Regions from separate parts of the Homo sapiens genome. Here region 2 is linked to region 1. Evidence: read pairs that join two places in POLR2A ChIA-PET (ENCODE). Cell type or tissue: Panc1. All regions are shown on one strand. Each heading gives the region's core, and the rest is flanking DNA. Links, peaks and the distances in the headings are about the cores only. Region 1 has its middle 40 kb from the start of LINC02946. Region 2 has its middle 57 kb from the start of LINC02946.

The links. ChIA-PET counts read pairs that join two places held together with the same protein. Peaks named below come from ENCODE experiments on the same cell type or tissue, not always from the same donor. Only the 100,000 strongest peaks of a DNase experiment are listed, where the experiment ranks them.
Region 2: POLR2A ChIA-PET joins it to region 1 with 10 read pairs; 4 of 35 experiments call an interaction of 5 or more read pairs at or near these places.

Annotation. Positions count from the first base shown.
Region 1 is chr2:105,648,713-105,653,108 of GRCh38, reverse strand. No RefSeq gene overlaps it. Among named protein-coding and RNA genes, the nearest start is that of LINC02946, 40 kb to the right of the region's middle. In Panc1, for the core only: no CTCF peak of the experiment used is centred there; a DNase peak (open chromatin) is centred at 2,428; H3K27ac peaks cover 450 bases.
Region 2 is chr2:105,551,137-105,555,532 of GRCh38, reverse strand. No RefSeq gene overlaps it. Among named protein-coding and RNA genes, the nearest start is that of LINC02946, 57 kb to the left of the region's middle. In Panc1, for the core only: no CTCF peak of the experiment used is centred there; no DNase peak of the experiment used is centred there; H3K27ac peaks cover 608 bases.

The DNA.
Region 1 (4,396 bases), core at 294-4,293:
TGCCTTATTTAACGGGCCATGAGGCCTCCTTCAACACCTAGTCCTATTACCTGCATCTCCAAAGAGCTGAAACCTGGAAAAAAGAGTAGGAGGTAGCAGAGTCAAGGGAGGTACCCATATTGATGGCCATAGAAGGGTGGTGGCTAGGCCACAGCAGTCAAATTGCAAACTTTTAGCCACAAGAAGCAGGGCTGCAGGTAGACGGGACTTTTGAGAATGTATGTTCCTGCCATGGAGAGATTTAAACTAAAATAGGACCAGTGGGGACACCCACACTGGAGGGGTTAGGAAAAGAGTCAGGGGAGGAAGGAGAGAAGCAGTGGAATCCAGCCCTGGAGTGGAAGGGCAGCTGCTTCCATCCTGCTCTAAGGGAGAGCTCAGGGAGTGAAAATTTCCTTTAGGTGCGTCTAAGACCAAACCACTCCTGGGAAGCAGGAATCGCTAATAGCCCTCTCTACCAGGCAACCCCTGTCTCTGCTTAGCTGATACTCAGTTCAGAGAGGCATCTCCATTGGTCCTGCTGTGGCTTCCGGAGCTGCCACAGGCCCAGCACGCAGCCTCAGCTGGCTGGCTTGCCCATGCGGCTTTATCATTTAAATGAAACAAAGATCTTTCAAGCAACTCAGTGTCACTATTTAAGACATGTATTTTAGGGCAGATACTTTATGGGAATTTTTTTTTCCCTTAGCTGGAATAAATTTCCCTCTCCTGGGGTTTGTGGTGGCGAGGAAGACCAGGAGCAAATATACTGGACGGCCAGCTAAGGCCCTTTCCAGGGCTCAATTTCATTTGTCCATAAAGAACTAGGCTTCCTTTCTGGGAGCTGACCTAGTAGTTGGTGAGAACTCACTTCTCAGCACCTAGCAGTTTGAAAACATCTGCGCTCGTAAGCCAGGCAGGTGGGGCAGGCCGTGAGATAAGACGGGGAGGGTTAGGCACTGGGCCGGACCTGCAGACCTGCCCAGGTGTAGTTGAAAGGCTCAGAATTTAAACTCACGTGGTACAGTGAGAGAAGACAGGATAGATTCAGAGGACAATTGGAGAGAAAGAGCATAGCATGAGAGCAGCCCTCAGCTGGTAGGTTTTTTGTTTTTTTTTTTTGAAGCAGGGTCTTGCTCTGTTGCCCAGGCTGTAGTACAGTGGCATGATCTTGGCTCACTGCAACCTCCACCTCCTGGGCTCAAGCAATTCTCTCACCTCAGCCTCCTGAGTAGCTGGCATTACCAGCACACGCCACCACACCTGGTTAATTTTTATATTTTTTTGTCGAGACGGGATTTCCCCATGTTGCCCAGGCTGGTCTTGAACTCCTGGGCTCAAGCAATCTGCCCACCTCAGCCTCCCAAAGTGCTGGGATTACAGGCATGAGCCACAGCACCTGGTCAACCTTGAGTTTTAAACCTGTCTGTCCCTGACTGAGGAGGCCTATGCAGGTCAGAAAACCTCCCTGGGGCCCTCATCGACAAGTGAGGCACTCACACCAGACAGGCACCAAAGTTCCCCCATCCTGTGAGGCTGGACCAGGAGGCCTCTGAAACTCCCCTCAACATGCCTGGTCACACCCTTCTCCAGCCTGAGACTGGCTACACAGCTTATGTTCAACTGAAATCAAAAGAGGGAATGAGGATAACAAACTTTACAGAGTGCATTTTAACAACTAAAAAACTGGGAAAGAACTTTCCAGAAAAACTCAAAAGAAAATCCAATGTACCACATAAAACACCTTTCAGGAATAATCAGGAGTTGACTAAACCAGGGGTCCCCACCCCTGTACCACACACTAGTACCAGTACTGGTCTGTGGCCTGTTAGGAACCAGGCTGCACAGCAGGAGGTGAGCTGCTGGCGAGTAAGCGAAGCTTCATCTGTATTTACGGCCACTCCCCATGGCTGGCTTTACCACCTGAGCTCCACCTCCTATCAGATCGGCAACATTAGATTCTCATAGGAGCGAGAACCCTATCGTGAACTACCCACACAAGAGATCTAGGTTGCATGCTCTGTATGAGAATCTAATGCCTGATGATCTGTCACTGTCTCCCATCACCCCCAGATGGGACCGTCTAGTTGCAGGAAAACAAGCTCAGGGCTCCCACTGATTCTACATTATGGTGATTTGTATCATTATTTCATTATATATTACAATGTAACAGTAATAGAAATAAAGTGCACAATAAATGTAATGTGCTTGAATAATCCTGAAACTGTCACCCCCCACCCCCTTGTCCATGGAAAAATTGTCTTCCACCAAACTGGTCCCTGGTGCCAAAAAGGCTGGGGACCGCTGGGCTAAACCACCTAAGAGGCTGCTTATCCTAAACAACAGGGCAGAAGCAGACTGCACACAAAAATACAGGTTAGGCCTCGTGGGAATAGAAATTCTAGCTCTCTGCTCAAAATGAATCATTGTCATGGCGAGAGAAGCACACTTGTTTATATACAAGTGCCTGGTGATCTTATTTCCATCAAGCTCCAGTCAGTGACTCACTGTTTGCTTACCAATGGCAAGGAGAGGTACTTTCAGTTTTCTGTAACAAACTTCATCTGCATCCACATGGAGACAGCACAATCAGCTGCTCATCATCTATGCAGAGCAGAGGCAGACGCCTCCAGGATCTGCTGAAAACTCAGTGCTCAATGCTAGCTCAGATGCTTTTTTTGTAAAAAAAAAAAAAAAAAAAAAAAAAAAAAAAAAAAGCCACATTCTCTAGCTTATGGAGCCAGTCCTTTCTGTGTGACCTTGAACAAGTTTCTAAACCTCTCTGGGCCCTATTTTCCATATATATAAAGCAGCGTTAATAATGGTATACACTTCAGAGAGTTGTTTTAAGGACCGAAAGAGATAACATATAGAGTGCTTTATATGAGGGCATGGGGAAGTCCTCAATATATGTTAGCCATTTTATAATTATACATTTTTTTTTGAGACGAAGTCTCCCTCTCACCAAGGCTGGAGTGTTGCAGTGTGATCTCAGCTCATTGCAACCTCCAACTCCCAGGTTCAAGCAATTCTCCTGCCTCAGCCTCCCAAGTAGCTGAGACTACAGGTGTGTGCCACCAAACCCAGCTAATTATTTTTATTTTTAATTTTAGTAGAGACGGGGTTTCACCATGTTGGCCAGGCTGGTCTTGAACCCCTGGCCTCAAGTGATCTGCCCACCTCAGCCTCCCAAAGTGCTGGGATTATGGGTGTGAACCACTACACCTGGCTAATTATACAGTTTTGAATAAACTTTATTTTTAAAGCAGTTTTAGATTCACAGCAAAGCTGAGCAGAAGGTACAGAGATTTCCCATCTACCCAGTGCCCGCCCATGTGTACAGCTCCACCATTATCAATATCTACCACCAGAGTGGTGCATTTGCTGCATTAGATGAGGTAACAATGAGACATCATTATCACCCAAAGTCCATAGGTTACTTGAGGGTTCACTCTTGTGTTTCACATTCGATAGGTTTGAGGAAATGTAGCATGACATGTATCTGCCATTCTAGGATCCTACAGAATGTTTTCACTGCCCTAAAAATCCTCTGTGCTTCACCTATTCATCCCTCCCTTCTGCCTTGCCCCTGACAACCAACAATCTTTTTACTGTCTCCATAGTTTTGTCTTTTCCAGAATGTCATATAGTTGGAATTGTACCATATGTGGTCTTTTCAGATTGGCTTTTTTCACTTACTAATATGGATTTAGGTTCCTAAATGTCTTTTCATGGCTTGATAGATTCTTTTCAGGGCTGAATACTATTTCATTTACTGGATGTGCCACAGTTTATTTGTCCAGCTATTGCAGCTATTATTTTAATTATGTTTTTCACATTTGCACTAGCTCTTACAAAGTATAGCCCTGGAAGAACTCTTAAACAAGCTGGCTAGGTAACACACACATGCACATGTTATAACCATGGGACAAGATGGTATGCTATCCTACCTTGATGTAACTATGCATATAATTAGCTAGATAGGACAGTGTGCTACACCGGCCAGCACAGACAGGGAATAGGATAATCTATTCATATAACAAAGAGCTAATTGTTGCTATGGAGAGCAGATGCATACAGGAGGGAGATGGTGCTGGCTGCTGGGTCCCAGGATTGTAAGGTGGACAGAAGGTGGCCAGTAGAGGAGATGAGGTGTGAAACCGAGGCAGGTGGTGCCAGAGAACAAATGTAGGGAATGTGAGAGATGAACTTAGGAAACAAAGAGAGAGGGGCGTTAGAGGACAGAGATCTCTTGTTATCATCTATCTCCAACTTTCCTCATCAGATTGGAGGGTAAAGAGTTGCTGATTATGAATTTAGAGCCCTCTGGAGCTCAATCCATTGGAAGGAGCACTGTGGCTTGAAGGAGCACGGCGGCTTGAAGGAGCACGGCGGCTTGTGTTCTATCAGTACATTG
Region 2 (4,396 bases), core at 293-4,292, 98 kb after region 1:
TTCAGTTCAATTAGATCATGTCAGTTGCCCTGTCCACAAATTTAGGAAAATGAGAAAATAAAGTGATTGCTAGTAAGTCCCAAAAATGTCACACAGCTGAAAAAGACAGAACAGTGGAGTTTAGAGAAACAAACATGCATGATTGGAAATTTCCATCAGGAAGCTACTTCCCCTTGTGCAGGACTGTGAACGGACTGGACCCTTCTCTCACCTGCAAAATGACAAAGTGATGGAAGGCACCATCATCTTCAATGCCAACATCACTGGGTCTCTAATTCCCCAAACCCAACAACTCCCTACCCTTCTCCGTCTTCACCCCTCCCTACTGGTTCAGAGTTTTGCTGTCTCTTACCCAAACATTTCTGGTAACCCCCAGATGGTCTCCCCTGTTCCCTTCTCTCTCAAGTTTTATCTACCTTGCACTCCCTTGGAGAATTATTTTCCTGACAACTGCAAGATCAAGTCACTTTCAGGCTCGCAAGCTTCAGTGACTCCCGCTTTAGCCAGGTATCTAAATTTTCTGCAATGTAAATTCAACCTCTGCAAGTTCTTCTGCTGAGACCTGACTGTATAGCTCCACAGGATGAACTTGCCATTTCCAACATGAGTCTTGAAATTCCGAGAGATCTGCCTTTGCTTCTAAGGTCCCCACACAAAGTGGCCATATGGGTCCATCCTTGACACCCAGCTACAACACTGGCTTCTCCATGCTGAGCTTTCCTTTTGAATCGCCCTAGTTGGAAGCAATCTTGTGCTGTTCTGAACAATGACAGTGTCTTGCGTTGCCTGCTTTATAACCCTTACCACTTTCTTTGTCATATTTATTCACCCACATATGTTATCTCCTGTATTGTAATGTAAGGTCATAGATAAAGGTCATAGATAAAGGCAGACAAACCTAGTTTAGTTTACTATTCCCCTTTCTATTCTATTTCCTCTACATGCTCATATATAGGAAAACCCTAAAAATGTTAGTGAAATTGAGACATATAAACATTTGTGTTTCTGTCAATATCCCTCTAAAATCCAAATGTGATTGTTCTAAAAAGTACATACCAGCAATCTGTCTGGAAATCTTCAGTGACCAGGAAAATAAAATCTAATATGACAGGAGAGATCTGTATTCATTTTGATTAAATATATTCATCCAGAGACAAGAACAGATGGATATCTTCCCTTTGTACCCAGCCCATGATGAGAACAGCAGCTTCTGCTGGACTGTAATCAATGCTAGAGGAAGGACTTACCAACAGCAGCAGTTGTACCTGGAGCCAACTTTGGCTCAAGATGTTGTCCACCTGAAGACTACCTGAGCCAGCTTACTGAATGACAATGCAGAGCTTCACTGACAATTTTTTTTAAAAGTTCTCCTGCCTTCCTATTTCTTCCAGGCCTTTAGCAAGATCTGCAATGATCTAGAGCATTAAGAACCTGGCTTCCAGCCAGGCACAGTGGCTCACACCTGTAATCCTAGAACTTTGGGAAGCCGAGGCAGGAGGATCACCTGAGGTCAGTAGTTCAAGACCAGCCTGGCCACTATGGGGAAACCCCGCCTCTACTAAAAATAAAAAACAATTAGCCAGGCGTGGTGGCGAGTACCTGTAGTCTCAGCTACTTTTGAGGCTGAAACATGAGAATCGCTTGAACCCAGGAAGCAGAGGTTGCAGTGAGCCGAGATCACGCCACTGTACTTCAGCCTGGGTGACAGAGTGAGACTCCATCTCAGAAAGTAATAATAATAATGATAAAATAAAAATAAAAACCACATTCCTGTCATATTTCAGCTGTGAATCATAGGTACACAAACACAGGATTAGCTATGTTTTACAAGACAGCTTCTGGCAAGAAACTAACAAAACAGTTGCATTTTAGAAATGCAGAAACTTCAACTCCCTATCATGAATTACTGAGTGGTCCCTGGAATGAATTGCCTGTCCTGGTGCGGGGGAAAAATTAGCCCTTAGTTCATCTAACTGAGGAATAGGACGTTCTAAATTTTGGTATGATAGCTTCATCCCTGAAAGGTATTTTTCTTTCTTTTTAAAGCAGTTTCTGCAATTGACCAGAGCAATTCTCAGATACCAGCTATTGGAAATTCTCACATAATCTTCACAGACATGCTTTTCTCCTTTTGTTATTGCTCTGTCAATAGCATTTGGCCAGGGGAAATGAGAATTTTCCCATTTCCCACTAAACGTCGTTAGATAAAAATTTTCCCCTGTTAACAGAAATGATTTTGCCTTATAAAAAGTTCTTATTCTTCTTGGAACCGAGATGACTCTCTAAGATCTGCAACTTTTTGAAAAGTCATTTGTGGCCGGGTGTGGCAGCTCACGCCTGTAATCCCAGCACTTTGGGAGGTTGAGGCAGGCTGATCACGAGGTCAGGAGTTCCAGACCTGCCTGGCCAAAATGGTGAAACCCCATCTCTACTAAAAATACAAAAAGTAGCAGGGTGTGGTGGCGTGTGCCTGTAATCCCAGCTACTCAGGAGGCTGAGGCAGGAGAATTGCTTGAACCTGGGAAGTGGAGGTTGCAGTGAGCCGAGATCGTGCCACTGCACTCCAGCCTGAGTGATAGAGCAAGACTTCGTCTTGAAAAAAAAAGAAAAGAAAGAAAGAAAAAAAAAAGTCATTTGTTCTATGCGGACCAAGTGCGTTTATGTTTTTCTTTAGAAGAAGATGTTATTTTCAACAATTTGGTAGAAATCTATGCCCAAGTAAGATTTTAAAATTCAGACCAGAGAAAAAGCAATGATATGAGCCCATTCTGTTTTTATGATTACCTGTATCATCTTGCTACTTAAGGCACTGATCGTGTGGTAAAATTACGCAAGAAGAGAATAATAGAACGGAATGTATTTACATTTTTGTTGTTGATTTTGTCTCCTTTTAGAAAATGCTTTGAGAAAATTTTATATCATGAAACAAATTGGTAAATAATTAATTTAACAAGTTATCAGCCACCTTGACATCTAACCAACATTGATTTTGCTTTAGGTATTATCACTATGAATATCAAGGTTATCAGTAATTTGGGGCTTACCTGCTGAAAATAGTAAGCTTCTACTTTGCCATTTTTCTTTTTCTGCACAAATTGTGTTGGCTGGTTTTACAGGCAGGTGGCCTACGCAGTCACATGGGGCCCTTGGCTCAGAGGGGCCCCCCACTTGGTTTAATGCTCTGCTCCTGTCATCTTGAAATTCATAATACTTTTATTTCCAAGCTTGTGTTTTGTATGTAAAGTTTGTAGTTCTAATTTGCATTTCCCTAATGACTGGTATTGTTGAGTATCTGCTCATATGCTTAGGATTTGCTACATTTTCATTTGCTTAGGATTTGCTATCTTTTCATTTGCTTGGAACTTGCTGTCCTTGTGTCTTCTTTCGTTAAGTGTGCGTTCAGATCCTTTGCCCATTTTTTAAGAAATGGGTGGTTTCCTTACTGAGTTTTGAGTGTTCCTTATGTATTCCATATACAAGATCTTTATTAGATTTGTGACTTGCAAACATATCCTGCTAGTCTGGTTTGTCTTCATTCTCTGGGTATCTTTTTATTCTCTTTGTATTTCTGTGTATCTTTCACAGAGCAAAGCTTTTAAATTTGATCATATTATTTTTATTTTTTATTTTATTTTTATTTATTTATTTATTTTGAGAAGGAGTTTTGTTCTTTCACCCAGGCTGAAGTGCAGTGGTACGATCTCGGCTCACTATAACCACCACCCCAGCCCCCGGGTTCAAGCGAGTCTCCTGCCTCAGTCTCCCAAGTAGCTGGAATTAATAGGCACCTGCCAACATGACCAGGTAATTTTTTGTATTAGCTTTTAGTAGAGATGGGGTTTTGCCATGTTGGCCAAGCTGGTCTCGAACTCCTGACCTCAAGTGATGCACCCACCTCGGCCTCCCAAAGTTCTGGGATTACAGGCATGAGCCACTGCACCCAAACTGATCAAATTAAATTTATCTTTTGAAGTCATATCTAAAAACTCTTTGATAAACTCTAGGTTATGTAGATCTTCTCCTACATTTTCTTTTGCACTTTTTTAAGTTTTATGTTTAATATTTAGGTCATAATCCATGAGCTAATATTGAAAAAGTTCTGAGGTGTATATTAAGGTTCTCTTTTTTTAATCCTTTGCTCAAATTACTATTAGTAATTCTCCATTGAATTATCTTAACATCTTTGTCAAAAATCAATTAACTATATTGTTTGGCCTTTCCAAACAGTTCCTGTGCTTATCCATATACATTTTAGAATCAGCTTACTGAGTCTTATTGATTCAAAAGTTTACTGGGACTTTGATTATGCTGAATCTCCACATCTAATTGGATAGAATTGACATCTTAACGGTATTGTATCTTCCAATCCATGAACATGATATATTTCTCCATTTAT